Regions from separate parts of the Mus musculus genome. Here region 1 is linked to region 2. A link is a loop called in an ENCODE intact Hi-C map of the cell type or tissue named here. Cell type or tissue: left cerebral cortex. All regions are shown on one strand. Each heading gives the region's core, and the rest is flanking DNA. Links, peaks and the distances in the headings are about the cores only.

The links. Hi-C counts contacts between places; a loop is a spot of excess contacts. Peaks named below come from ENCODE experiments on the same cell type or tissue, not always from the same donor. Only the 100,000 strongest peaks of a DNase experiment are listed, where the experiment ranks them.
Region 1: a loop joins it to region 2, with 8 times the contacts of the local background. A loop is called at or near these places in 26 of 42 quality-filtered maps.

The regions. Positions count from the first base shown.
Region 1 is chr2:106,348,437-106,363,818 of GRCm38, forward strand. It overlaps Dcdc5 (doublecortin domain containing 5), which reads left to right. Exons shown (of 24, transcript NM_177844.2): 10 at 1,229-1,364; 11 at 3,072-3,231; 12 at 8,594-8,752; 13 at 10,090-10,290; 14 at 13,613-13,706. Among named protein-coding and RNA genes, the nearest start is that of Gm36036, 54 kb to the right of the region's middle. In left cerebral cortex, for the core only: a CTCF peak has its summit at 7,615 (motif pointing right); a DNase peak (open chromatin) is centred at 7,656.
Region 2 is chr2:106,947,720-106,963,101 of GRCm38, forward strand. Gm39902 (a long non-coding RNA gene) reads left to right here and starts at 8,062. Exons shown (of 2, transcript XR_866636.2): 1 at 8,062-8,368; 2 at 10,219-10,915. Arl14ep (ADP-ribosylation factor-like 14 effector protein) reads right to left here. Exons shown (of 5, transcript NM_001025102.2): 5 at 14,810-15,382. In left cerebral cortex, for the core only: a CTCF peak has its summit at 8,103 (motif pointing left); DNase peaks (open chromatin) are centred at 8,141 and 8,617.

The DNA of each region.
Region 1 (15,382 bases), core at 4,583-12,582, 600 kb before region 2:
CCTCTGCTCAGCATCCATGTCTCTGACCTCCATTCCCAGATGAATCTCCTGTGCTTCTATTTCCCAGAATCCTCTCTTTCTGCCAGTGTCCCACCTCCTATTTCCTGCCTCAGCTCATTGGCCATTGGCTTTTTTATTGACAGATGTTGCTTATAAGCGATCCTCACTACAATTATTGTAACATACAAATATGTGTGTTTGTGTGTATATGCATAAACAAGACCAGAGCAAGGGCAGTATCAATAGACATGTTAACATTGGAGGAGAAGATGTGCATGGGATTCTAGGCCTGAACAAAGAACTTGAGGCAACTGCTGACTGCTGGGAGACGAGCCCCTTATTGATTACCTAAGTCAAAGTGACCAGCCTTAAAAGCATATGCATACAAATAGCAAAAAAGGATTTAGTGGGGGGGGGGGGAGGTGTTGTCTCTGTGTGATGTGATTTGCACACATCTGTGCAATGTGTTTGGAATCCATAGAGGAGCTAATTTACATGTGCTAGTGAGCCACCCGATGTAGATGCCAGGATCCTAGCCCTGCAAGAGTTGGTACATATTCTTAACTGCTAGCCATGTCTCTAGCCTACATTAATATTTCAGTGTCCATTTATGCAAGGGGATCGTAATTTTTTTCCAGGAAGGGGTAGGTAGTGAAGATCTTAGGGTGTGGTGACGATGTGGTCTCCACTGAAACACCAGCAGTTGACTTCGTGCAAGCCTCTTTCCCAGTGAAGCCGTATTTACCAATAGCACCATCAGCCCACATCAGCCGCTGTCACAGTTTGGCAGCATCTGACTAGACCTGCACTTCAGTCCTTCCTTCTTTCCTTTCTTCCCTTCCGCCAAATAAGAAAACTTATTTGAAAACCTTTTTATTTGTAAGTGACTGTGGTTCAGTCGGAGTTGCACAAAAGCTGCGAGGCACTTTTGCTGCTCTGGGCTGCGTTGTATGAAAGGGAAGCAACTGCTGGCAAGCAAGGAGGAGGCCTGGGATCTGACAACGCATGGAGTTAAGATTTGCTTCCCTCCATGTGCTCTGCAGAATCCGTGCCTTTCTCAGCACTTCCTTCTTCTTCATTACTGGGTGGTACTCCATGACACTGCACTTTGGCCGTTCTCCCACTGCAATCTCTCTCCGATTGCTGCAATTACTTCCATTTTGAGGTGTTTCGAATAAAGGCGCTTCGACCCCTCACACACCATACCCCCCGCTCCTGTCTTTGATAGGTATATGTTTCATGTGGAGAACACTGGATCAATCCCGACCTCTCCATTGCTCAACAAAGGAAGCAAGTCTTCCTAAGGAGCCTCGAGTTTGACATTTCTAAGATTAAAACTTTTTGCAGCATGCGCAAGGTGGAAGGTAAGCTTTGAAGTTATCATACTTTGATGTCCTAACATACCTGGTGATATTGCTTTATATTTAAAAATCATGTTTATTTAAACAGGCATCTTGCTGTTTAGCTCTTTAGCCTCATTTATTAAAATATATTTAACAGGGTTGCATATTTTGTTACCTAATATACTTTGGAAGAGCAAAGAGATTTTAAAAACTCAACATAATCTCTTTTATCTTTTACAGACAGATAGCTATTTGTGAACCCCATGCATTCTCATTAAGGAAAAAAGGATTAAATGTCCAATCACGTTTTAATGTTGTGCCATCCATTTATATAATCAATCACTTAGGGAGGACTTTAGGACTTCTCAGTCTTCAGAGCCCCAATTGGCTGAGAGGAAAACCTTAGGATGTAGATCGTCTTGTGTCTGGGCTCCCAAGCTGGTGTCTATGTCTGGGGTGACTTAGATTCATTCATTTGGCCCAGATAGTACTTTGAGTGGCCTCTATGCTTCCTGCCTGGCTAAGCCTGCTTCCTGCTCTGTCTTGCCGGCTGAAGCCAGGCAGTGGCCTCTGAGTTACTTCTGAAATCTTGGCTAGAGAGCCATCTCACTCTTATTTAATTTAGGAAGTTTCCAGAAAGCATCTTGGCAAATGATAGGTCATAGCTGTAGCTTCAGAAAGCCAAGCCCATATGCATAGATCATGCCAGAGTCCTGATGTTTCCCTAGCATTTCCACAGTGAGGCTGCTATAGAGAAATAGGATTATTTTGACCTCTGTTGATTGCTACTACTCCTGTGAACAATCAAGTGCCATGGCAAGAACCTGTGCTCCAAGCCCTGGGGAGGCAAAGACAGACTAACTGGCCAGCTAGATTAGCCTGATCAGTGAGTCTCTGTCCCTAGAGGTGTGGGAAGCCGTTGCAGAATGGCAGTTGCAGAATGGCAGTTGCAGAGTGGCAGTTGGCTACTGCTGGCCACCACACATACATAGGCAGTGAAGGTTCTTTTGCCCAGATGAGAGACAAGTTAACCAATCAGATGTGAGACACGCCTCTCCTAGGCCTATATAAGCAGCACCAGTTCTGGGCTCGGGGTCTTTTCGCCTCTACAATCAAGCTCTCCCAATAAACGTGTGCAGAAGGATCCTGTTGCAGCGTAGTTCTTCCTGCCCAGTCGAGCGCGCGCAAGATAGAGGGAAGCCCTATCTAAAAACATAAACCAAGATAGATTATTTCAGAGGAACAACACATTGTTAGCTTCTGTCCGCCAGCCCTCACCCCCCACTTTTATCTTCGTTCTTCCCCTTTTCTCTGTAGCATCTCACTTTTCCTTGTGAGGTCCCTTTTTCTCCTATCAGAGTAAGGAAAAGTCATGACCCCAGATGTGTATTTAAACACCAAGGTTTCACATGCATCTTTCACAGTATTGAATTTCATGATTGAGCCATATATATATGGCTCAATCATATATATCCTATAGTTTATTTGAATAATTAGAATAGAGGATAATTAAATTAAACTTGGAAATGCTTATTAGTAGTACTTTTCTCTAACAATATCTTGAGGGAAAAGAATTAGCGAGCATCCTGTTAGATAAAGTTCAACCTTTTGGTTAAAGGAACACCCACTGGCTGAATGATTTGCATTCACATGAGTGTGTATTTCAAATTTCCAGGGCTCTATGGTTACAGGTAATATGTCTTTGCATTTTGTTTTATTTCTTCTCAGCTCTTGTTTTGGAAGTCCAAAGTGACCTTGTATGCGGGGGCAAGCTTGCTGTGAATAAACCTGTAGAGAGTTATGAAGAGGAGAAGCAAGTGAAAGGTCCAGAAGGGAGGCAGATAAAAAATGTTGCTTTAATAACAGGAGATGCTCCCAGAGAGACTCTGTAAGTAATCACTGTGGCCCAAAAGGGACCAGGGTTCTGTGACTGCAGCCCATCCACCTATAATAGTGTGGAGCCCAGCAGGGAACTCAGGGGTTTCTGAAACTTGGTCACTTGAAGACACCATGTTTAATTAGTTTTCTAGCAGATAAATAGAGCCGGAACTTGAACCATTGCCTTCATCTACCTGCAGTGATGTAGCCACAATGTGATGATTTTTAAAAAGACATTACCTTAGCATTGCACTTTTCTTCTTTGCCTCCCTCCCTCTTCCTCCCTCCCTCCCTTCCTTCCTTTCTTTCTCATTTTTTTTTTTAAATTCACCATGTTCTGTCCTGATAAACACTGAGTCATTCTGAGCCATTCAAATGGTTTCTGGAGGCTCTCCATAGAGTAATTTTTTCAAGTCATCTAAGGTCCATCCATGTACTGTTACCTTGCTAATACGTGATTTTTTTCTCACACAGTTCTTTAGTGAGGAGTGTGTACCCTGACAAGTTGAATAATGATACGCTTTCTGCTGCCCTCATCCCTGCCTGTCAGTGACCCCCATTTGTACCTCATGGTCACTCCCCCATGGCACATCTCTTCTAGTCATCCAGCATACCAAGTTCTAATAGGTGACAAGCAGTGGCCTGAAGGTGACACAATTCTAAGGTCCACCACAGATACATGTTCTGCCTCAAGTTCTTGTTGCATACTTGTCTATGGTGACTTCACCATCAGTATCAGTTTCAACAGTGCTATGCATGGATGTCCCTGTTAGACCTCTTCTCCCTGGTCCTTCTTGTCTAACCTGGGAATTCCATGTGGGAAGGGACTCTGCATCATGTGTTGTACCGACAGACTAAGGAAGTGATTGACTTCAATCCAGAACAAAGCTCCAACGACTGCCTAAATTCATGTATCCTTGTTATAAGCCTTTTTTATTTACACTCATTAATTTTGCATGTGAGTACTTCACAGCCCAGGTGTGGAAGTCAGAGGACAAAGGCTTAATTCTCTCCTCCCTCTGTGGGCTTTGGGGATCAAACTCAAGTTGCCAGTCCAGGCAACAGGTGCCTGTGCCTGCTGAGCCATAACTGGCTCATCTTGTTACCAGCATAGAGGAAGTTGGTTTGGGAAGCACTTTTCTTAATCTGACACGTGGTTCATCTAGCCCATGTCTCAGATCTACCACAGTCACTGGAAAGTGTCTTTTGCTTTTAGAAACCAATTTCCCCCATGTGGCATCTATGAAAGTTAAAGAATCAGAGACAAACTTTCTTAACAACCCTTTTATTCTTCTGAAGAATGTTTCTTCTGACCTCTGTGTTACCATGCCGTACTTAGACAAAACAGAGGGAGACAAAAAAAGAAAATGTCTTAGAGCAAAATGATCTGCTGTGTTCTGAATCAGTCACACCAAGGCCTGCAGTCCTTAAGGTTATCGGGTTTACAGCACTCGGTGCTGTGTGGGTCTCACCTGAGCATCCCAGGCAGGTTTTGGGACTCTGTTCCCCACATCCAGAGGTATCACCCGCTCACAAGGCAGTTTTGTCGACTCACGGTTTTGATGGCTCACAACTCTGCTTTGGTGACTCACTCTTAGAAAATCTCTGTCCCGAGAAGCACCTGAAAAAATGTTCAACATCCTTAATCATCAGGGAAATGCAAATCAAAACAACCCTGAGATTCCACCTCACACCAGTCAGAATGTCTAAGATCAAAAATTCAGGTGACAGCAGATGCTGGCGAGGATGTGGAGAAAGAGGAACACTCCTCCATTGTTGGTGGGATTGCAGGCTTGTACAACCACTCTGGAAATCCGTCTGGCGGTTCCTCAGAAAATTGGACATAGTACTACCGGAGGATCCAGCAATACCTCTCCTGGGCATATATCCAGAAGATGCCCCAACTGGTAAGAAGGACACATGCTCCACTATGTTCATAGCAGCCTTATTTATAATAGCCAGAAGCTGGAAAGAACCCAGATGCCCCTCAACAGAGGAATGGATACAGAAAATGTGGTACATCTACACAATGGAGTACTACTCAGCTATTAAAAAGAATGAATTTATGAAATTCCTAGCCAAATGGATGGACCTGGAGGGCATCATCCTGAGTGAGGTAACACATTCACAAAGGAACTCACACAATATGTACTCACTGATAAGTGGATATTAGCCCAAAACCTAGGATACCCAAGATATAAGATACAATTTCCTAAACACATGAAACTCAAGAAAAATGAAGACTGAAGTGTGGACACTATACCCCTCCTTAGAAGTGGGAACAAAACACCCTTGGAAGGAGTTACAGAGACAAAGTTTGGAGCTGAGATGAAAGGATGGACCATGTAGAGACTGCCATATCCAGGGATCCACCCCATAATCAGCATCCAAACGCTGACACCATTGCATACACTAGCAAGATTTTATCAAAACGACCCAGATGTAGCTGTCTCTTGTGAGACTATGCCGGGGCCTAGCAAACACAGAAGTGGATGCCCACAGTCAGCTAATGGATGGATCACAGGGCTCCCAATGGAGGAGCTAGAGAAAGTACCCAAGGAGCTAAAGGGATCTGCAGCCCTATAGGTGGATCAACATTATGAACTAACCAGTACCCCGGAGCTCTTGACTCTAGCTGCATATGTATCAAAGGATGGCCTAGTCGGCCATCACTGGAAAGAGAGGCCCATTGGACACACAAACTTTATATGCCCCAGAACAGGGGAACGCCAGGGCCAAAAAAGGGGAGTGGGCGGGTAGGGGAGTGGGGGTGGGTGGGTATGGGGGACTTTTGGTATAGCATTGGAAATGTAAATGAGCTAAATACCTAATAAAAAATGGAAAGAAAAAAAAAAGAAAGAAAATCTCTGTCCCTTGTGCATGCTTCCATGCTGAACTCGCCAACAGGCCTGAGTCCTGACTCACAGGGGAGGGGACCCAGTTGTCTTCTGGACACCATTTTCACTAGTTCCTTGAACCATGTCTGAGCAGATCGCCTTCTTTAGTCATTTAAATGCTTTTTTTTTCAATTTATTTTTTGTTTTCATGAAAAGTCATGGGTTTGGCTCCAGACTTTCCATACTTTCATCTGTTACTCTTGTTTGCCCCTCCCTTATTGCCCTTTTAATGCTCTTCTGCTCTAGTCTAACCACCTTGTTCCCACCTCCTTGGCTTCCATGTCCCATGTCCTTCACTTATGTTCCATGTCCCATGTCCTCTCTTATGTTCTTCCTTCTCGGCTGGTAGTGTGTCTTTGCTGGGAAAACTCTATGTTAGAAGTCACCGTGCAGTTTCTCTGGAGTCCTTCAGTCTGTATATATAGAGGACCTAGCAAGGGCGGCTTGAGGTGACTTAAGGAAGGACATCCGTGGAGCACACTCTGAGGACATAAATCCACAAGAGATCCTTCTTTCTTTTCTAATGAGATTATAATTTAATTACGTCATTACCCCCTTCCCTTTCCTTCATTCAGGCTCTCCCAAATGTCCCTCCTTACTCTCCTTCAAACCCAGGGCCTCTTTCTGTTTTCACTATCACAAGAGCATATGTATGTACATGGATGTCCCTAAGTATAACTTGCTTGATCCATATGCTACTTGTATGTATGATTTCAGGGCTAAAGGATGAGCCGTTTTCATCACTGGGCTCTGTGGGGAGATGGGTGGCAAAGCCTGTTAGGATCTGGGTGAGCCTGGGCACTGGTCCCATCCCTGCTGATGGGAGGCAAACTCAGAGCACAGACTTTGGGAATGGCCTTCTCATTTTCTCAACATTGCAGAGATTGTCCCTTTGTGACTTCTGAGCCCTGTGTGGCCCTTCCTCCCTAACCACTCACCCTGTCACATCAGCATCTTACTCTCCCTCCAGTGAGTCAGGTGAATTCTCCATTTGCTCCTTTGCTTGTTTGCCTTTGGTTCTGACTAGAGTGTTCTGCCTCGTCTAGGGGATTTCTTCCCAGGCCTCTGTTTTAGTGTAGCTTCTGAGAGGTCTCAGAATACAGCAGATCCCATGGCAGTGACTCTCCCTGCCGTATGCTGTGTTCTTCCATGGGGGTGGGGGAGCACTAGCTGTGGCCACTCATGTCCTTGTCTATTATCTTTCTTCTTACCAACACAATGTGAGCATCATTGTCCTGTTTATTGCTGTACCCCACACAAAGAATTCTATACCTCGCATACAGTAGAAGCTAGATAAATATTGATTAAAGGAATGTGTAACTAATGGAGATGCAGCTGATAAATTAGCAATTTGGTTAGTTAATTATTTAAACAAGATAATTTTTTAAAGGCTCCTTAAAAACTGACTTGACTACATTTGACTTACCAGGAATATCAAAGGCTGGTGAATTAATTGCAAGTAGGGTGAGGGTGACAGGGCTGTGCTTTCTATTTCCAACACAAGATGGCACTGGTGTATTTTCAACCACTGGGAATAGGTGGCGTGGGAAGCTGCCTGTGCTCAGGAGGCCTTGGCTACACTCCAATCTTATATCCATAAGCAGCGCTGGCCCTGGCCCCTGATAAGTGCACAGCCACATGTGTTAGCAGCAGAGTTGCCCTGGAAGACTCTGCTCATTTCATAATGCTCGCAGTTACATCAAATTATCACCACCACTCAAGTGCCTACAGTATTCCCCAGAGAAGGAACACTATTTACCCAGTAGCTTGCTGGGCCTGAGGTACACTTGCTGCTTTGCCTGTGTGTTTATCCCACCCTTGGCAAAACAGTCTTTATAATGCTGCTTCCAAGTCCCACTCAAAGCAAGGCTTTTCTAACAGCAACCTGGAGCTTAGAATCCGTGGGTCTGAACAGTGTGCGCTACCTCACCCATCTGTGTCTTAAGCATCTAAACTATCACTATTATATTCTAGAGTTTCCATGTAATTTTCTCAATTAAAAAGCACGTGTGCAGCTGTGCTTTAAGTCACTTTAGATTCCTCTGCTGAGAATAAGATTTTTTAACATCTATAACACATGCCACTCAGTCATCTGGACTATACTGCTTCTGGCAGAACTATGACCTACTTTACCCTGGTATTAGGAGTGTCATTTCATGTTCATTATGAATTGTTGAAATTGTTTAATGGTCTTAATATAACTTTTCAATATAATATATGGATCCGCTTTTCAAAACCAAAATAGCAAAAATGCATGTTGTTTATTATATGATTGAGGAATTTTATTTGTAGGCCTCTACTAAAAGATCTAAATTGTGTACTAGTGAGGAATGGCTTTCCAAATCTAGACACCCCTGTGAAAATGTGATTTACAGAAGCACCAGTATCCTGTAGGCTGTGGTCAGGCTGCACATGGAGACCCCGTGAACACACATCAGCATTCTTAGCCTTGACCTTGCTCCCGCATCTTAACAGAGATTCTCATGCAAGAGCCCACCTCCGCATGGAAGCCTGTCGCAGGACGCTCAAGTATGCTTGGCAGGACCCTTCGTACAACCTTGCTGCTGATGGCAGTCTTCCAAAGAAAGCAGAGAAAGAGCTCTTTGAAAATGTGCAGCCCCCAAAGAAACACAGGTAAAATGTGCAAGGGATTTCTGTTGGTGGAGTCTGTCTGGCCTTGGACTCCCTCATGCTGGTACAAGTACATTCCTTAACATTTTTACTTTGATTTGCTACTGTGTGTGCCAGCATGTACATTTTTGTCTTGTGATACTGATCAAAGCATCTGGGACTAGAGGGAAGGGGAGGCTCTTTACCCTTCAGCTCATCCTGAGCAGGGTCTTGGTATGTGATGTGATACACTCTTTCTACCAAACAGTAGTTTCATCCACCTGTGAGTCCTGAGAACTTGGAACAGAATTCAAAGCTTTATATTCATTGAATGCATGTGTGGATAAATGCCTGAACACTATAGTAAGGTGCCTCCAATTCCCTTAAGAATCTAAGAAAATACAATTTTTCCTTTTAAGCATTTTTTTTTCTGTTCCTGACCCAGTGAAATGTTAGGGATATAACATGTGTTGTAATTTTTCATCTTTAGAATTTTGCTTAACATTATAGTGGTTACTAGCATACGTGAGTTAAACCATTCCACACATTTAGCAGTTAGCATTTGAGCATGCACAGAACAGGGGCTTTAATGAAGCAACTTAGATTAAAATGTCAGTGTAGACTGATATTTATACTGTGTCACATATCTGCTTAATATTTTAATGTCCTTAAGGAAGAGATTTACTTAAATGAACTTCCTGGTATATCCTTATTCTCTTATGATAATTCTTTACTAGAAACTTTGGAGCCCAGAACCCAGAAGTGACAGAAGGAAAAATATTTCTGCTTGCACAGAACACCATTATTTTTCTGTTTCCACCCTGCATACTTCCTCTCCTCTCTCTCATTTTGTTTGATTTTTGCCTTTTCTTCTTCTGCTATACTACTTCTGTCTGTACTTTCTTTCTCTTAGCTGAACATTTTTTCAAATGTTCTTTTAGATAAACATTCATTACTTTCATAAAATAAGCTCAGGAGTCCACTTTAATTTTTTCTTAGTAACATGCAGTGTGTGTGTGTGTGTTTGTGTGTGTGAATGTATGTCATATGTGAGTGCAAGCTGGTGGAGGGCGTTGAATCCCTGGAGCTGGAGTACGAAATGCCTGTGAACTAGTTGGTGGATGCTGCAAGCCAAACTCAAACCCTCTAAAGGAGCAGCAGCATGCTCCCTCCAGCCCGGGGATTCTACTTTTCATACCAGCTTATGGGCACACTGTGGGTGGCCTTGCTGTTGTGCTCTTGGAATATTTACCACTGCAAGGTTAACAGCTCACGGGGAAGGTCTCCCCGGCAGAGCTCAGCGCTCCAGTGCATGCACCTCCAGGGGCCATTTTCTTGTTACTAACAGTTTCCTTTCTTAGCCATGTCCCAAAGCATAGGAGATCATGGAAGCTGTGTCACCAGGAGTTTGAATACAGAGATGGGCAAATCATCAGCCTCGCTGCTCCTCAGCTGGTCCTGGGGGTACAAGTCTCCAAACCCTGTTCAGGCACAGAGGTCATTTTGGTGGAAAAGAGATCTGATGAAAGTCGCCAACATTGGACACACAAGGCAGACAGCAGGTAAACCCATTGCCTTGGGAGGTTTACACATCAAACTGGGCTTGACATCCTGAGGTCTGGTGTGGTCTCCACACAGCAGGCAGGAATATAGTTGAGTACCTCGGAATTTCTATTTCACTTGGCTAAAAATTCTTTATCCTAGTAAAAGAAGAGACAGAGAGATAGGTACGAATTTTAGGTAAGCTACATACAACTTTACCAGCTGTTAGATTCAGAAAAGTGTTCTATTCATTTGACAGGGCCATTGGCTCAAGACTAGGTACTCATCTAATTTATGTTTGCAACAGAAAGAAATCTAAAAGGAATTCTAAAGCATTTCCAATTTTGAAATATTTGGAGACCTTTGTTTACCTATCTCTCCCCACTTAAGTACCTACCCAGTTTTTCATTCATGAAAAGAATTTAAGTGGTTTATACTCATACAGTAAGCATGACTTACTATTATTGATCAAATGTACTAACCTAATTCAATGTCTGGCCTTTGGTCCAGATGCAGAATTCTCACAAACATTTTCTTGAGAAGATCAGAAGAAATCTAAAACAACTTAGATATGTGATTCTATTAAGGAAATATTACTAATCTTGTTGATCACTGGTCAGTGGTTATGTTGAAATAGAAAATGGGTCCTGATTACTTAAGTGTATATTTAGAGATAAAAATCCAAGCTATTTCAATCGGTTTTATTTTAGGTTTTCTAGCAAAAGTCTGGAGAGATGACTCAGCAGTTAAGAGTATTTGTTGCTCTTGCAGAGGACCAGAGCTCAGGTCCCAGAACCCACAGAAGAGTCGGTCCCAAACTGTCTGTCTAAACTCTGGGGGGATCCAACATCTTTCTTGGCCTCCATGGGCACCTGAATGCACATGTGCATGCATACAGCAGACATGTATTTATACACACGCTTAAAAGTAAATAAATCATAAATTCTAGCAAAAATTAAAAAGTCAAGTTTCACATAAATGAACCAAGACAGAATGTTGACAATGTTTAGCTCCATGATGTTTCATTGCACATTTCTATTTATTTTTGTGTACATTTGAACGTTAATTTAACAAGGAAAAATAACATTCCTGTTTGTTCTTTATTGCTCTACTTAGAATTCTACCATTACATATAGCGGGTTTCTAGTGATCTCTTCAGTCTCTTGCATACTGTTCAGGGATGTATATTCAGGCAGCTGAGCAAAACATTTCTTAATGGGAAGGAGCTGTGACTTCCACTGTATTCTCTAAATATCAGCACTGCCCATGGCTTAGGCCTTTGCACTTTGTGGCAGATTGAAAAAGTCCATGGAGGTAGCATCAGCAATCCTGACATGGCAGGAACAGAGCTTGCTCTACTGTGTACAATAGAGAGCACACAATAGCCATTGGTTGTGTGTTGGCGAAGCTGGACAGAGCTGCTAGACGTGTTTCTTTACTCCATCCACCAGGGCTATGCTGTCTGTGTGGTGAGGAGCTAGAATAGGCTTTTTGTTCTACAAGTGACTAGCTATATGGACCATAATTCACTCATTCAGCCGACATTATGTATGCATTAAAGCAAGAATGTACCAAGAGGATGTTACAGGGCATCCATTTTCATAAAACAAGTGCTATTGTGGTTTTTTTTTTTTTTTTAATCACAAACCGACCCTGACACAGTGACAGTGGATAACTTCAGTTGCCCACTCTTACCAATAGGTCATCCAGAAAAAAGCTAAATAAAGAAACTCTGGAGTTAAATAATATTATAAATCGAATGGATCTAACAGACAGCTACAGAGTATCCCAGCCAAATGCTAAAATAAAGAATAGAGTTTCTTCTCGTCAGCCCATGAGAACGTCTTCAAATTGACCACATTTTCGCATACAAAGCAAGTCTCAGCAAATTTAGAAAAATCGAAACAACATCCTGCACCCTCACCACCATAGATTAATGTTACAGGTTATTGAAAGCGTTGTTTTAGGAATGGAACTTCAGCAAAAAACTAAAAATGCTCAAGATTCCTGTTCCTGTAGAACTGGAATCCTAGAGCTACTGAGATATGTGTCAAATTTAGAGCAACTTTCTGCCTTGTCTTTCTGGATTGTGATAGAGTTCCCATGATTGCTGTTTTAAATTAAAATTGATTTTTATGCAACATATTCTGATTATAATTTCTCCCTCCTCCAACTCCTCCCGGTTATTCACTGACCCTCTCCCCTCACCCTCACCCTCCGTCTCCCTCCTTTGTCTGCTTCTATTCCCAGAACTCCTGTTCCAGGGGATGTAGTACCCTCTTCTGACTTCCATCTACCCAAGCATGCAAATGGTGTTTACACATGCATGTAGCAAAACACACAATAAATAAACAAACAAATAAATAAATTTTTAAAAATTCAACATAGGGGCTGAAAAGATGGCCAAGCAGTTAAGAACACTTCCACACTTCCAGACAACTGGAGCTTTGTTCCTAACATTCACATCTGATGGCTTACAACTCTAGCTGCAAAGTGTTCAACTCCCTATTCCGACCTGCATAGGTTTGTTCACACTCACATTTTCATCATATGTATTGGACTTTAGGGAAGTCTCCTTTGGAAACATGGGGATTTAATAGAAAATGTATAGATTAAGGTTTATTTTATTCCTTGTGTGTCTGTCTCTGTGTAAGTATGTGCACATATGTATAGGTGCCTATAAGAGGGCATAGAATGTGTCAGATCTCTTGGAACTGGAGTTAGAGATGGTTGGAGCCTCCCAATGCATGTGTTCTTGACTGGTGGACCATGACTAGTGCCCCAGTAAAATATTTTTAAAAGCCACAACAATGCATAATTATAACTAATGATTTCCCTTATAATATTTACTTTACATGCATTAACTCATTTGACTACCATGGGATACACAGTACTCTAATACATAGATGGGTAAATTGAAGCATTGAGTTATTATCACCATATAATATGAAGACATGAACCCAGGATTCCATCCCAGGTAGCATAACTGTAAAATTCATTTCATCATCTTTGACACTTCTCAGTAAAAGTAACATGGACCATAAAGATACATCAGTGTGGTTATAATCTAGAGACAGAAACCATACCATGATTTGATCAGGAAAAATCAATTATGAGGAATTTTTAAACTATGATGAAGCATGAACTATTATTTATAAATTCTACTTACGTTATTATACTGGACATTTGATAATATCTAAATCAGGATATCATAACTTATTTGTTTTGATTAACTGGTAAGACATAAAGAGACCTGGGTTTCCCCATAGAAGAAATGTATAGAAATTCCATTTACATTGATCAAAATATGTTATATAATGGGGCTGATTCTGTCTTCTTAAGGACCTTTCACCTGGTGAGTAACCCAGACCTTGTACTGGCAGTGTCTATGACCAAAGTTAAAAATGAAGCCCGTGGCTATCCAGTTATCATTCAGGTAAGATATGCACAGGCCAACAAGAAGCCATGACCCTTCTCAAAGCTGCAGGGAAGCTCTGTGCCTCTTTGTTACAGAGCAAAAGAAGAGCTGTCATAGAAGGTTATCTTGAATGTCAGCGCTAAAATGTCTTTTTATAAAACCCCGCCTAGACCTCAAGTTAAGCATATTGAGATTCCTCTCAATTTGGTTCATTCTGACCAATGGCGACTGTAGGCTTGCTGATAGTCTAGAGTGGGGGCAGTTACTGCATTCCCACACTGGCAAGAATGAGAAACACTCCCAACAGAATTCTTAGAGCTTGCAACCTCTTGGGGAGAGGGCTGCGAGGAGCACCTAGACTTACCTGTAAGAAGCACAGACAAGGACCCCTGGGTACTGGAGGAAAAGACCTGTTCCATCTTTTTAGACTAATTGGACAGTAGTAATTCTAAGTGACCCACTTACAGCACCTTTAATGCAGGCTTTATTTGAGTTTTGTACAAAGATCCAGGAAGCACTTTTCTGCCGTCCTTCCTTATAACCAAATATTTATAATAGTTCTGTGTTTTCCTTGATAGGCCAAGCTATGGCTTAGGAAAATTCCAGCTTTGTCTTTACCTTCTGAAAGCTCCACCCTAGTTTCCCTCTAGCAGAATGATTATCCACATAACATTTGTTCTATCCCATGCTTTTCGTGAAGAAATTTTCTAGTTAGGAGTCCAAAATCAGGACACAGAATCAGTATGGATTCTGAGTCTTATTTAATTATGTCTTCTGTCCTCATAAACAAGGGCAAGGCATTTATTCTGAAGACATAGCACACATGACATTCCATGCTTCTTATCAGGTGCCCCCTTCAGCACAGGCCACAGTGAGGTTAAGCCTAATGTGGCACCACATTCAGTTGGTTCCTTAATCATTTTTATATCACTTGCAGATATTAATATCACTCCCCATGTGTCTGTTTTTATAAGGAATAAGCTTAATCATAAGGTAATTTGTATTACCTTTTGAGATGTTTTTTAATTGCAAGTGATTCATCATTTTATGTATTAAATAGTAACTTTGTGAGAACACGTTAAAATATCAGGTTATGCTGTTAAAACCTTTCTAATTGCCTTAGAATTTAGCCTTTAGTTTTCCAGACCTTGGGGGGAATTCTGTTGTCTGACCCATTAAGTTAATGATCAGGACTCCCTGATTACCAATCTCTTACCAGGTAGAGTAGTTATTGTATGTTGTAACGTTCCTTGAGGCTTCATGACAAGGTTTCTTAGAGCTAACATGCCGGCTTACAAGTTGTTAAGTTGAAATTATTTTTTTATTTATACTTGAGATAACTCAATAATGGTATAATTGTATAAAAAAGTTACATTCAATAACAACAGAATTAGAATAAATATCCAGTTTCTGTTGTATATTCAGCTGAGTTGTTAAAAAAGACTTTTGGAATATCAATGAAATACATATTAAATTGTCAGCAAATTGCTGTTTTTCATTTAGTGAGCTGGTGTTTTGGGAGATATTAGGCATGTTTGGTAAGAACACAAAAGCAGTAGGCAAATTCACATACTGTTGGGAAAGGAGAAAGTCAAATAATCTTTCTATAAAGTGCTTTCTTGATCAATAACATAATCTTTTTTAAATTGGGTATTTATTTCATTTACATTTCCAATGCTATCCCAAAAGTCCCC
Region 2 (15,382 bases), core at 4,710-12,709:
GCACGTCTGTATGGAAGACCCCATGGGTCTCTGCCCCAAGTTGACTTTAATTAGTAAATAAAGTTGCTGGCAGCCAATGTGACTGGGCAGGTAGACAGAGACAGGACTTTAGGTTTCCCTGGGCAAGGGACCAGGGAGAGAAGGTTTCAGAATCGCCATGTTGGAGAAACAGGATGATCAGACAGGAGAGCTGAAGACAGTGTAACAATCATGTAAGAGCTGTGACCCCAAGGAGCCCCTCCCCATTGGGTCTGGGGTAGCAGAAATGGAATATAGAGAATAATTCAGGAGTAAGGAATATTTCAGTAGTATCAGAGGGGAGGCATTGACAATGTGGAAGTTTGGGAGTAACCCAGCCAATGAGCTGCTTAGGGCATATTGAAAATAAGACCGTGTGTGTGTGTGTGTGTGTGTGTGTGTGTGTGTGTGTAAATCCAGAGCATTGGGGTGGTAGTGAGGAGGAACACTCAGGGAGTAGGGAAGATTTCTAAATCACCATAGCACATGTCTGCCTGCACACTGCTGTGCCTCCTTCCATGATGATAATGGACTAAACCTCTGAAGCTGTAAGCCAGGCCCAATTAAAAATTTTCCTTTAAGAGTTGCTGTGGTCATGGTGTCTCTTCACAGCAATGAAAGCCAAACCCTAACTAAGACAGTAGGGAAAACAGTAACAATAGAAGCAAAATCTTATTTTTATTTATTCTCCTAAATACTTAGTGACAGAGATTATATAAATTTGGATTTGGATTTATCACTTGACCCCAGTGGTTGGCACCAAATTTACCAATCCTCGATATTATGATTTAGTCTAATTTTCAGTCTCTCTTTTTTTTTTTTTTTTGATCAGTGCTGTATCCCAGGCAGTGTGGTTCGGCAGGAAGATTGGAGCTGCTGCTGTTAGCTTTATGGGTGCTCTTTTTAATCTGAGCCTTATGATCTAGAGGGCATTCTCCTGAAAGTGGGAGTGGAGAACGATGCGCTTCTTCATGTAAGATGCAACCTTTCTAGGCCTTACTCATTATCTTGACTATAGATACAATTTACTCAATTTTCCATGCCTCGTTGTTTTAATCTCAACAATATATGCAGTCTAGTCATGACATTTGCTGAGTGAATATTAAAGTCATCATTGCAGAAGTACTCACAAGTGGCCAACGTTTCATACATGCATGAAACAATTTGTGTTAGAACTTCTTCATAGCTGGGACGGAAAGATTTCATTTTCGTGTAGGTGACTGTGAGGTGGAATAGGTAGGGGAGGTCTGTAAAACCTGCATTCTGGCCAGGCTGCTTTATCCGTGAGCCACATGACCTTGAGAGAGCTACTCCAGTTCCATCCGTTTCTATTTTCTGATCCAATAAACCTTTAGACACCAAAAGGAATGGAAACAGGATGGATATGGTTTGATTGATGGGTAGTCTAGGAAGGAGTGAGGGTACAGTAATTGGGACCTTTGGTCAAAAGTGACAGAAATCCAACGTGAAATGGATCATCTCTCTGATCTGCTTTTGGTTTCAAAACATTGGTTTTCATTTATTTATTTGTTTGCCTGCCTATCTATCTATTATTATTATCTATGAGATTAGCTTTTACTAGGTTTCCAATAGAATTTTTTTTTTACACCCGAGTCTACTTTTAAGGAGATTCTCATGTATGAGTGAAAGCAAAAATAGGTTTCTTGAAAGCATGGCTAGTCAGTGAAACCAGTTATACCTGAAGGTACCGACCAGAGGTGTGAGAACGATGATACCTAGATGCCAGGCCTGACAGAATGGACCTGTTTATCCTCAGATTTCTTATCCAACACAGCCTAGAGGAAGTGTGTTGACTTCATGCAGTATGTCATACACCTCTGTTGTGTGAAAGTTTCAGCTCTGACCACATTTTGTGGCCAAGATAAGCCCTGTACTATCTTGAGTGGAAGTGTTCCCTTGATTTGTCCAACCCTTTGTATCTCACCTCCTTACTCTAATTTTGCCACCATTCTCAGCAAACACAGGAATGGTGTCCTATATCATAGGAGGAAGACAGCTGCTTAACTGGAATTCCGAGGACCCTGGGAGGGACCCTTGGCCACATCATCTTCTGTACTATCTTTTTCAATATCCCACATTATAAGCATTGGGTTTCTTCCCAATGCAAGGAAGTATCATAAAAAAAGAACAGAATTTAGAAGCAAATGGTGTCAGTTGGAGCAAATTCTGACAGTCTAGGATTTGGCAGAAAATAGCTAACAGTATTTGGTCAAGTTATTTAGGTTATCTGGACCCAAGTTTTCTATTCTTTAAATATTAAGTTATATATGCCTGGCTGTCTTGCCTTTTGATATGAATTGTTCAAAATGGCGATCAAAAACCATTTTGAGAATGGAATGCAGAGTGTATGTGCTGCCTGCAGTAGTGATCCGGGATGAGGTTATCTGCTCCAACCCAAGACACTGAGGAGAAGTGGACAGGTGGTGGAAGTTTGGTTGGTGAGTCCAGGGGAGAACATGGGTATATGGACTGAAACTCAACATGAAATAGCTTAAGACCAAGCAAAGGGAATATGAAGGCATCTCCCATAACCTCCACAGAAAGAGGGCGGTGCCAGTCTTTAGAGAAAAGAGCTGGGGTCAGGTTCAACCATGACTTCTGTTATAATTGGTGTGCAAAATTCCCTTAGAGGCTCACATGTCTGAACATTTAGTCCCCAGCCGGTGGCCATATTTTGGGAGGATCTGTAAGCTTTGGAGCTGTGGACTACTAGCAGCTGTGAAATGTGGAGGCAGGCTATCTTCTTCCCCTGGCTCCAAGGGTCTGCTTCCCGATGCACCATGATGGGAATAGCCCCCGCATTTCTGCCATGTTCTGGCCTCACACCTCTGGCACAATGAACCTTCCCTCTGAACCACGAGCCGAAGGAAGCCCTTGCTCCTCCACTAAGTTGTCAGCTGCAACCATTTTGCCTTTGTTGCAGTGAGGAAGGTTGCTAATGCACCTCCTGTTATCTGGAAGTTGATCAACTTCCTTTCCATGCAGGGAACCCAGCTTCTACCTGGTTCCAGCGTAGGGATTTGTCACTCCTGCCCACAAGTATTTGGTCCTCTGCTCAGTTTCAGATCTGACTATTCCAAGGATCAATAGTAAATGGTCAAGCTTAGCTAAGATGCCAGTTCACAGAACAGCTGAAACCAAGGACCCTCTGAGGATGTTCTTTCCTAGAGGAGCCCTTAAAATTGTCCTCTGTAGTCATGCTGTAACTAAGGTGTGCAGTTTTCTGAGTACCAAGGTAGTTTTCTCCAGGACTGGGGATAAAGCTACAGTTACAGATAAGGCATGAAAACATAGCAAGCCTTGAAGGAAACACTCCCCAGAAGGTGGCCAAGGGGGAAGTCGTACATCTCATATCCTGTGCAAGGATATGGGACAAAGGCTGCACTAGCAAAGCCCTTCTCCTCCCTTTGCTCAGATGCTAGGAGAGCAGAGGAGTGACCAGGGAGGGAGTTAGTGCCACAGGGTGAGCTGGGTGGAAATGCCTTTAACTACTGATATGAATGGGGGTGGGGGAGGATGCTACAAACTGATAATTCCGTCTTCATACTTGGGGAAATGATGCCCATCACCCAGACAATCTGTGCAGCAGGAGCAGGAGACCCAGGAAGAGTGAGTGGGACCAAAGCCACTCACCACCTTAGTGCTTCTGGCTCCTTCCTCCAGCCCCATACTCTCCTGCCTCTGTACTTCCTAAAACCCATCTGTGTCTTCTGCCCATGGTCTGCCGCATCCTTATCTGGGCACTCCAGATCCATCACATCATGATCCCAACCTGCCTTTCTGGATTCATCCCCTACTCTCCCTTCAGTCTCCAAGTGCACACTCTTGTTGCATAATTCTAACCAAGTCTTACTTTCACATTTATTTCTGGTTTTCTTTTTTCTATCCAGGATGTTTGGTCTTTGGAGAACTGCCGTCTGTCCTTCCTGAAGCCTTCCCTGATCCTCCAAGTAAGCGTGACTTCGATACCCTTTGGTTCCAGAATGCACTCTCTTCATTTCCTATTACAACCGCTGCATTGTGTCTTGATCTCTGTTCGTAAGTGTTGCATTGCATCCTCCCAGACAAACAGGTCTTTGAGAGTCAGGGAAAGACAGTGATGGCAAATGTGTGTACCTGACTCTGCCTGCATTACTGCTGGATGTGCATAGCAACACTTTTCACAAATGCAAACCCAGAGTACATATGTAGTCCCTTCCCCAAAGTCACATAGCTGAACTAGGGTCTATCTGCAGGTGACCCACGTCCTTCAATTAGATTATTTGTCATGGAGGCAGAGGAACGTTTATTGTGTACAGTTTATTTTAAAACAACACTTTATCCATGTGTACACTTATTCTTCAAGTGGCTTTGAAAAATCACCGTAATTTCAGGTAGCCCTTGCTCATCCAGGAGTCTAGCGTTGTTCACTACTGGGCCACTATTATTATGTATTCTAACACTTGCATAGAGGCCTTACTAGGCAATCTTCACTGCCTCTCTGGGTCCCTCCAACAACCTCCTGAAAGGCAGGTATGACATCTTTTATATGACAAACTGACTTAGACAGACTGAGTGCTCTTTGTTGTGGGTCACTTGCCTGTCAAGTGACAGAACAAGGACTCCATTCAAAGTTTACTACCTCACACAATATGTACTCACTGATAAGTGGATATTAGCTCAGATACTTAGAATACCCAAGATATAAGATACAATTTGCTAAATGCATGAAACTCAAGAAGAACGAAGACCAAAGTGTGGACACTTAGCCCCCTCTTAGAATTGGGAACAAAACACCCATGGAAGGAGTTACAGAGACAAAGTTTGGAGCTGTGACGAAAGGATGGACCATCTAGAGACTGCCATATCCGGGATCCATACCATAATCAGCTTCCAAACGCTGACACCATTGCATTCACTAGTAAGATTTTGCTGAAAGGACCCAGATAGAGCTGTCTCTTGTGAGACTATGCCGGGGCCTAGCAAACACATAAGTGGATGCTCACAGTCAGCTATTGGATGGATCACAGGGCTCCCAATGGAGGAGCTAGAGAAAGTACCCAAGGAGCTAAAGGGATCTGCAATCCTATAGGTGGAACAACAATATGAACTAACCAGTACCCCCCTCCACCCCCCCACCCCCGAGCTTGTGTCTCTAGCTGCATATAAATCAGAAGATGGCCTAGTTGGCCATCAGTGGAGAGAGGCCCATTGGTCGTGCAAACTTTATCTGCCTCAGTACAGGGGAACGCCGGGACCAAGAAGTGGGAGTGGGTGGGTGAGGGAGCGTGGGTGGGACTTTCGGGATAGCATTGGAAATGTAAATGAAATAAATACCCAATAAAAAAAAAAACAAAGTTTACTCCAAGAGCCTCCCATTCCTTCAGCCCCATCCTGTGTGGTCCGGTAGTGATACAGCCGCTCCATCACACCCTCCAGCTGCCCAGGACGAAGTGGCCCATCATGCCTTCTAAGTCCTCTAGCTTGTGAGCTTTTTCACCCAACACAGCTTACTTGGTGTTAACACACGGAGAACCATCAGCAACTGGTTCCCTTCAAAGAGACAAAGCTAAGACGGAACACAAAGTACGCTTGAAGTCTCAAGACCCAATCATGATAATTTCTCACCTGATGAGACACCTCATCAGGTAAGAAGACAATAAGAGACTGTCAATGTCCTTGAACAGTTGCTGAAGTGATGCTAGAAATACAGTTGCCTGTCATCTAGGGATCTGGGGTAAGTAAATACGAATTCATACTTCCTATGAGAGAAACCCAGGAAATTATAGAGTTGTGTAGCTTTTGACATCTAAGTAACCGGACTGCTAAAGCAATGGATCTTTGGAGTGTTGATGCTATCTTAACATTGGCCCTGGGACATCATCCCACGTCCTTATTTCTAAGGACATGCCATCCAAGTGTTACACAGAGCAGAGTCAATTTCTTGGTGGCAAATGAGTGACTGGAGGTGAAGTATTTGGGCTCAGGAAACAGGCTAGCCTGCACACCACCTGTGTATTCCCATCTGAATCTGGGTATATGTATATGCAAAAGCCTGGCTGTAGTCTCGATATACTACCCAAGTTCGTCCTCTCAGTCAACATATATTTACCAAGCACCTACTGAGTGCCAGCCAGAGTGCGGCTGAGCCTGCAAAGGAGTGAGACCAACAGGGCTCGTTCACAGAGATCCTCTTTGCCAAGAAGCAGCTGACTCCCAGGTAATGCAGAGATGAGTCATATATTTACTCTCAAATTTAAATTGAAGGTAACCCCCAGACTTGCTCATTTGTCTATATTTAAAAAAAAATTATACAAATTTTGTGAGGTGCCCAACAAGTCTGGGTCTTGGGGCTGTGTCAGCCAGGCCTGGCGTGTGGGTCTCAGACCAAAGTTACAACAGCACAGGGAGAGGTGAAGAACACCATAGCTGGCCCCTTTGGAAAGGGCTGCCTTCCCTTCCCGGCTCAGGCTCTTCTGCCTTCCAGGAAGCAGGCGGCATGACGAAGGAAAGCAAGCACTGTGTCCCACTTCCAAGGAACCTGTCTTGGCTGCACAAAGGCACCCACTTTCCCTTCTGCCCCAGCAGGGCCCAGGCTGCAGGGGACACTGCCCTCCCTAAGACTGCAGTGAGCTGCAGCGGGCAGACAGCCCATCCGCTAGAGAAAACAAAAGAGAGTAGCACCACTCTTCCTTTTATTTTCTTTGTTTCCCCAAACCACAGTCACTTCTGGTCAAACCCACTTTTCCTACTCAAAGGAAGGGGTCAACTTCTTTATCAGGGATGGAGGGCAGGGGTTGGGGGTTGGGGCAGAGAAAAGAGACTGGAGGTGTGTGTACCCACAGGATCCCACAGTCTGGTTCATCTCTGGATCTTTTTTTTTTCTCTCCTAAATCTGACTGAGTTTAACACCTTTTAAAGGTTTTCACTCAACAACATTATGTTTACTGTGGTGGGCAGTGAAGTGACCAAGACACACTTTAAAGGACAGTGCTATTTAACTTTGCTTAGGATGGCATCATATTCAAAACTTTAAAATATCACCTATATTAATTTCCTCAGATCATAGAAACACCAAATTCTTAAGTAATGGCATTCTAAAATGCTCGGAGTGAAGTCTCTAGGTTAAAAAAAAAAGTTATATGACTTTTGTGCATAAGTTCTCTGTATAAGGTTGTCAATTTAGGAAACTTGATAGCCAGGTAACTTGAATTTTAGATAAACATAACCTTTTCAGCTTTATCATTGTACGTGAATCTAAAAATTGCTTGACACAATTGAGAAAATTCTGTTAGTTAATGAAGTTCACATTTAACCGAGGGTTCTGTATTTGACCTGGAAATTCTATTTCTACTGAACAGGAGTTTCCAGTTTACTGAGTACCTGCTTTTGTTCCCTCTTGGGATCACATTTCTCCTCCACGCTGTCTCTGCAGTGAAGCTATTGCTAGTTACACTGTGCAAGCAAGACATTTGGGACCTCTGGAAACCAAGTAAGTTGTCTGAAGTCAAAGCCCAGAGTTATAGATGCAGTGTTCAAATTCAGGCTCATCCGATGCCATGCCGAGGTGCAGGCTCTGTCCTCTGGGACAGTAGCTGTCCGCCTCCCTAATGCTGAATGCTGCAACCTTTTAATACAGTTCCTCATGTTGTGGTGACCGCTACCGCCCCCCCCCCCCCCCGTCATAAAATTATTTTTGTTGCTACTTCAAAAATACCTGTAATTTTGCTACTGTTATAAATTGCAATGTAACTATTTTCTGGAGCTAGAGGTATACCCAAGGTCACGACCTACAGGTTGAGAAGAGCTGTTTTAGAGGATTCCTCCTTAAACAATGAATTGGTTCTGGCTTCAGTTGAATATTTGGCATTTCTAGTTGGAAGAGCAGCTCATGGAGAAATGATGTAGGCGAATAAAAGCACCCTTCTCCTTTTCCACATAACATCTAGAAGGAACACCGGTCCCTCTAAAACATTTAAAGGAAATGACATTCTGACTCTCCAAAAGAAATTACTTTTCTAAATCCATACTTTGCCAAAATGGTGTAGGTTTGTAACGAAACATCGCCCTCTACTGGAAAGGTTAGCACTCTGCAACCGTGATAGATTTAAAGCAGAACAAAAATTTAAAAAATGGTCAGTTCATGCTGAATAATGACTGTCGTGTATTCTTTGGCGTGAGTCCTCGGGGAAAGCAGAGAAACAGAACTTTCCACTTACTTATGTGGTGGTGGATAAATGACGAGAAGAGAAAGAAGCACAGGGCTGACCGGAAGCAATCCTACCTTGGGAATACTTAAGTCACCGGAATGAAATAGCTCCAACAAGTACAAAGAACTTCCACATATAGGGTGAGTGAAGAAAGAACACAGTCTGTGTTGTTGAACAGTGGTGCTGTGGAGCAAAACAAGCCGCGTTTGATTGCCTTCTTTTTAAATTGTAATCCAGATGGCCCTTGGCAAGTTCTCTCTGTCTCTGTCTCTCTGTCTCTCTGTCTCTCTCTGTGTCTCTGTCTCTGTCTCTGTCTCTGTCTCTCTCTCTCTCTCTCTCTCTCTCTCTCTCTGTCTTACTTGGCTTGCAACTCACCAAAACGGGCTGGCTGGCAGCACCCTCCATCTGTCTCCTCCTCGGCGCTGGGATTAGAAGTGGGCAGTACTACACTGGGCTTTATAGTTTACTTATTTAATGTGGGCCCTGGCTATCAAATTCAGGTCCTTGTGCTTACATGGACAGCACTTTTATTGATTCTTTGGTCTTCTCCAAAGTCCGTGGACCTTGGTTTCCCTGTCTGAAAAGCTGTTACTGTGAAAGTAGACACTGCGAGGGTGGGCGGGTGGGGATCCGCTGCTGTGCTGTAGGCTCACATCCTTTCCTCAGACTCACGTGGGGAAAATTCTCGCCTCTGCATTTGAGAGGTGACCACTCATGGACAGAACTGTGTCTCTATACAGGAGGCCACAGAGGACCCTCTAGCTCCACTCCCGTATGCACTAAGATGACAATGACCCACACAGGAGCATGGTCCTCCATGACACAAGGTATCTGTGGTCCGTCATCACACACAGAATCTGCTGGTGCCTTGATCTTGGCCATCCCGGTCTCAGGAACAGTGAGAAACAATCTCGGTTATTGATAAGCAGCTTAATCTATGGTGTACACATTTGCTTTTGCTAGAGTGAACCAAATAAATGAAGAAGGATTTATAAAAGGTAGTATATGGCTAAATTAGACTCAGTATGTATGAAATGTTAATTCAGTATTAGGTCTACAAAAACAAATTAAATCTTGAAGCATAAAAGTCCATGAAGTAGAAGCATCATGGATTGAATGTTATGCTGCCCCTAAATTCTTATGTTGAAGTCTGATCTCCCATGACAGTATCAGGAGGTGAGGTCTTCTCCAATGGGACTAGGGACCTTTTAAAAAGTCTTTTCTAGAGATGCCCCCTGCCCCTTCCACTCTGAAAAACTGTAACAGAAATAGAACTAGTTATATCTGCCTCAGAAGAGTGTTTCCATGGGCTCGCCAGCCTTGAGCTCACCAGGCCCTCAAACTTTCTTGTTCGTATGCTTCTTGGTCCAAGATCCTTCGTTATAGTAGCCTGAATAGTCTAAGACATTATTTTTTGAAACTCGCCTGCTTTGTTTTTTGATTACGTTTTCCATGATTGCAAAGTTATAACAAACGGAGGATTTATTTAAGTTCATCCGAATTTTAAAATGACATATTTTTAATGAAAGCAGTGATGTTGTTTTGGTTTAATGCTTGCATTATGGGTTCCCAAATTGCGTGAGAATCCAGCGTGTGAGACAGTTGAGGGTCCCTGCCCCCAGCTGGTTCTAACTGGTAAATAAAGTTGCTGGCAGCTAACAGTTGGGCAGGGAGACAGAGGCAGTACTCCTGGGCAAGGGAACCATTGGAAGAAGGAGTTAGTACTGCCATGCCAGAGAAGCAGGAGGATCAGGTTTGAGAGCTGCAGGAGAGAAAGCATATAGCCACGTAAGAGCTGGGGAGGAGTGGCCCCAGGGAGCCTCTCCGATTGGGTCTAAGGTAGCAAAGATGGAATGCACATTTTAATAAGTAGTAATTCAGGAATATCAGAAGGGAGAGTGTATTAGCAATATGGAGGATGAAGTGGCCGAGCCATTGAGCTGTTTAAGGCATATTTAATATAAGGTTTTGTGTGTGTGTTTCATTCGAGAATCTAGAACATCAGGCAGCTGGCGAGAAGACACACCTCTGCCGCTGGGGAGTTAAGAGTGTATTTGATCAGCGACCACAGCAGAGTGGATTATTAGAACGGATTATTCAGCTACTGCTACACAATGATATCTTCCCAAAGTTGTTTTGGAAGAGAAACTGCAGAAATACATGAAGTTATGAAACTCACGCTGAAGACAGTCCACAGGGCTGTTCCTGAAGAGCTGTGCTCAGATGAAATGTTCTAGAAGGCTGAATGACCAGTGCGTCGGAGACGGTGGGAAAGTTGAAAAGGCTGGGATGTTGCTGGAGCGGAGCCAAACTGTCTTGGGCTATCTTGGTCCCTTAGTGATCTACTGCTTACCTGTGTGTGTGAGACCTAACAACCTTGCATTAGGTAAGTGCTGTTGGAATGTACAAACAGACCCCACACCACAATCAGCCTGATCCAGAGGTTAAGATTGTCATTGGGTCTCATTTGAAGCCTGGAGAGGCTCCTCAACTTTGCTGCAAATGACTTACCTGGCGTTTCTGCTAATGCATTTGAAAAGCAGTTTATGGTTTTCTTTGTCAGTACCTATAAAAGCTTCATAACCTGTTTAAACCTGGCCTTCGGGCTAATCTACATCCGAATCCCTGGGTCAAGGTCATCCATCCTTGACTCTAGAATAAACCATCTCTTACTTCCTTTGGGATGAGAACTGTGTTGATGTTGTGGCTTTAATCTCAAAAACCTGAAATGGGGAGGGCAGTGTAAAAGCACATTATACATACTAGAAGACTAAAACATATAAACATCCCTACCGTGGATATTAAGTACGGTCTGCTTTCTGAGACACCATGAACATTTGACTTTTTGGCAGGATTAGTATTGGAAATGACATATAACACGTTGCACTTTGCAGAGTTCCCTTTGGTTTGGTAAGAGCCACATCTTCGGATTGCCATTGTCAATGTCTCAGACCTAAGCAGCTGTAGGGACAGAGGCAAGAGGAATGTGAGCTGCTGGGGCTGCCATTAGTTTTGCTGGCCTTGGATCATACATCACAAACTTGAGTCCATGATACACGATTAGTTTCCTGAGAAGTTCATTAATTCAGATGGAGCCATTAAATATTCCTGCTCCTTGGACTTCGGACTGAGCTTTGGCTGTGAAGCACAGGGTTATGGAGAGATCACCGTGAGCATGCAAACAATTTCAAACATGCCCAGTGCTTCAGAAGCAGGGCCAAGAAAAACACTAATATTGGATAGCTTTTCTGCAGGTGTCTTAGTGTTGTTGCAGCGCTATAGTCACTCAGGGTAAATGACTCCAGGTCACGCTACATTTGCATAAAAGAGGTCAAATTAAGATCGGAGAAGATTTGACCAAGATTTAGGGTAAGAATGAAGACTTGGGTGGAAAGTCATAGCTGTTTGTTTTCCTTTCCTAAAATATATGAATGCCCCCCAAAGGGTGTGTGTTTAACCAGGCCACTCTGCACTTGAACTCCATGGGAATGCTCAGAATTGGCTTTCCTTCGGCCTGTGCCTTGTATTCAAATGCTGGATGGCCAAGGTGCCAAAGGAGACAATGAACACAGCAGTGCCACACAGCAGTGCCAGGCTCAGCTTCAGACAGCTGGGTCCAGACACTCAGCCTTGCCTACCTTGCCTATCCTGTACTCCACTGCGTCCATCTGTATTATTTCAAGGAGATGTGACAAGGACAGAGGGAAGAACGTGTGAGCTGTTGACGCTTCAGTGTAATTTTCTAGAACTGTGTTAATAAATCACAAACCGGAGCAAATGATATACTTTTAATTGCCCAAGAAGCTAATTAATCAGCCTGAGCTATTAAAACATTGCTGTTCATCTGACTTAGAACTGAGTTTTAGCCAATGCAAAGCCCAGTCTCGTGGAAGTTGAACATTCCTCTGGAAAAAGAGCATGTATCCTAGTTAGCCAGAAGACTGACCATTCACTGGCTCTGAGCAGCCTGGCTAGTCATGTGTTCACTTTTATCAAGTTCACCCTGGCTTCAAGTGGTATTCGATGTTATACCCTTGCCGGGCCAGGCTTTGTAATGCACACTAGATGCACTAAAGGGAACCCATCTGAGCCATATGGGCTGAGAGTAGAATCAAGGCTTCTCGAGAACGAAAGGAAGTGTTAACATGAAAGAGGACTGACACAGGGCCTGGAAACCACCACTGAACTACCGCTGATGTGCTCAAGATAAAGCTAATAAAAAAGGGGCCTGGGAGATGAATTCAATCCCTAAAACTCACGTAAAAATCAAACAAGCCCGGAAGGGCTGGATCAATTAAGCTCGTTTGTTGCTATTCCAGAGAGCCAGGGTTTCCAGCTCCCACGTGGAAAGTCACAATTATCTGTAACCCCAGTTCCTGGGGACCTGATGTTCTCTTCTGGACCCCTAAAACTTGAGTTACAGTTGCCAGCCGAGCCACCATGTGGGTGATGGAAACACAGTCCCAGTCCTCCGGAAGAACAGCCAGTGTTCGTGAGCAGCCGCTGGCCATCGCTCCAGCCCCACCTGGTGGGCATTTTCAGAAGCTGCCATTCTTTATTTTATTGTATTTTGTTTCATTCATTCATTCATTCATTCATTCATTCATCCATCCATCCATTCATTGTAGCAGGCAATGATTTTTAAGCCAGGGCATGTACATCAAATCTTTCTTTTTTGACCTGATATAGTGAAAGGCATTTTCCCCGTATTATGCAAAATAGAGGGTGAGATGTAGGGACTTGGCTGAAATCCCTGATCCCCGACTTAATGCCTGGCAACTTTCTCAATGTAAGAGAATGAAGTCAAAATGTTTCCTCTTCATAAACCCAGATGCAGGTGTTGGGGGATGGGGTGGGGGTTCCTGCAGGCATCACAGTGCGCAGGTATAAGTGAATCTTGAAGTGGTAAGAAAGGAAACTTGGAACAGCCACACTTGGGTCAGTCAGATTGGATCAAAACTTCTAGAGCAGTGGTTCTCAAACTTGTGGGTCTATCACACATCCAGCACTTCAGATATTTACATTATGATTCATAATCGAAATAACTTTATGGCTAGAGGTCACCACAATATGTGCTTCCTACATTGTTGTATAAAAGAAAATCTAGTAAGGGTTTATTTTTACTTACATTTTAAGCTAGGGTCTTACTGGGAACTAATTTGGGATAGATGTTAATTGGGTTACTGTCAGCTACTGTTCTCCAGAGAAGCAGATTCAATTTTGTGTGTTATATAATTGACTAGATGTCTCAATATAAACGATAGTAACTCTTAGTGAAGTAGTATAAGGCAAAGGCCAACTATTAGCTGTTTATTTATTAATCTACTTAGTGACTGAAAGCACTGTTGCCAAGCCTGACTTCACTTGCTACCTGAAACAGAACATCCTGGAGAAGCGCTTCAAACAGTGGGTGGGCTGCAAACCATGACTGCTTCTGACTGCTACTTCCACTTCTGTAAAATCTTGCCCATGGTTTTAGAGTAATGTAAGCTGGACCCAATACCAAGGCCTTTCAGGAGCAAGCCTGCTTCTCACCCAGCAGTAACTAACATCTCTCCCCCTCTCACTGGTATTGGGGTGCTTATTCCACAAAGACTCTGGCAACATTACCAACCAGAAAAGTGGAAGATGGCTCATCTGGCAAGAGCCTGGTGTCCTGAGCTGGACCCACAGGATCCATGGAAGGGTGGGAGAAGAGAAGGGGACCCAGGTGTCCCCTGACCTCCATCCCATGGCACTCACTCCCAAAATGTATTCATTTAGTTTCTAAAAACTAGATTGTTTTGCATCACTGTGGCAATTCCGAATACAACCACTTTACACAACAAGAGGGTTGTTTGGCTCCCAGGTTTGTAAGGTGTTGGGTCTGTGATGTTTATTTTCAGACACCAGCAGATGTCAGCAGAAACTAAGGTGTCCTATTAATTTCCAGTAAGCAGCATAAGCTTTTCCCAGAGTGGCCACAAGTCAAATGCAAAGCAAAGCTTTACAGAAAGCTTTACAGTCCGGGTACGCACACACCCTTGATCTGCAGTGCAACTTTTAATTAACTCCTTGGAGGTGAGATGGGTGTGATCATAGATTAGGATATGGATTTATGAATAAAACCTTTTCAAAGACTCAAATGTTCTTGTTAACCATCCAACAAAAATCTATAGCAAATAACAGAAGTATTCTTTTCAGTGGCAAGATGGCTCAGAGGCTAAGGTGCATGCTGCTCAAGTGAGGATGGGTTTGGGTTTCCAGCACCTGCAACCGCAGAGCTGAGGGGAGGCCTGGTGACCCTGAGCAAGCTGGCTAGCTCCAACAGTCCAATCAGCAAGCTCCAGGGCCAGCTAGTCACAGAACCTCGGCAAACAGTGGCAAGCAATTGAGGACACAAGCAAATCAACCTTGGGCATCCACATCTACACATACGATGCACACTGCACACGTGTCCACACAGGTGACCATGCACACATGCATGTGCACACACACTTAAAAGTAATAAATAATAAGCTTGTATTATTTCTAAAATTCTGTCCTCATTAGTTTACTCAAAATCACACACACTTAAAAATAATAAACAGTAAGTCTGCATTATTATTTCTAAAAGTCTTTATTAGTGTACTTAAGATCTCTCTCTCTCTCACATACATACTTAAAAATTAAACAGTAAGCCTGCATTGTTTATTTCTAAAATACAGTCTTTATTAGTTTACTCAAGATCAGATATACTTTTGTCTATAAACTCTACGGTATGTTTGGTCTCCGAATACATACAAAGAACACACAGCAACTGTTGAGACTCTTCCCCTTGGAAAACGTTATTCTCTTTACAAAAAGAACAGATACGTTTGAAGGAATAATTAATATAGCCATTTTTATACAAAGCCTTTTCCCCACTAGAAATATACTCCCATTGTAAGTAAAAATAAATGGCCCAAACTTTAAATTTAGCAGCCTGGTAACACATGCATGTTGCCCAGCGTGAAAAGGCTGTGGTGCGAAGCCTGCAGAGGTCCAGGGCCAGCCTGGGCTACAGTGCAAGGCCCTGCAGCAAGGAAACAGAATGATAGAAAACAAATAAAAGTTTTCTCTCAAGAGTCCAAGCAATGTGCAGCCCTAACTCACACAAAGGAACAAAAAGAGACAATAAAAAAATGACTAAAACC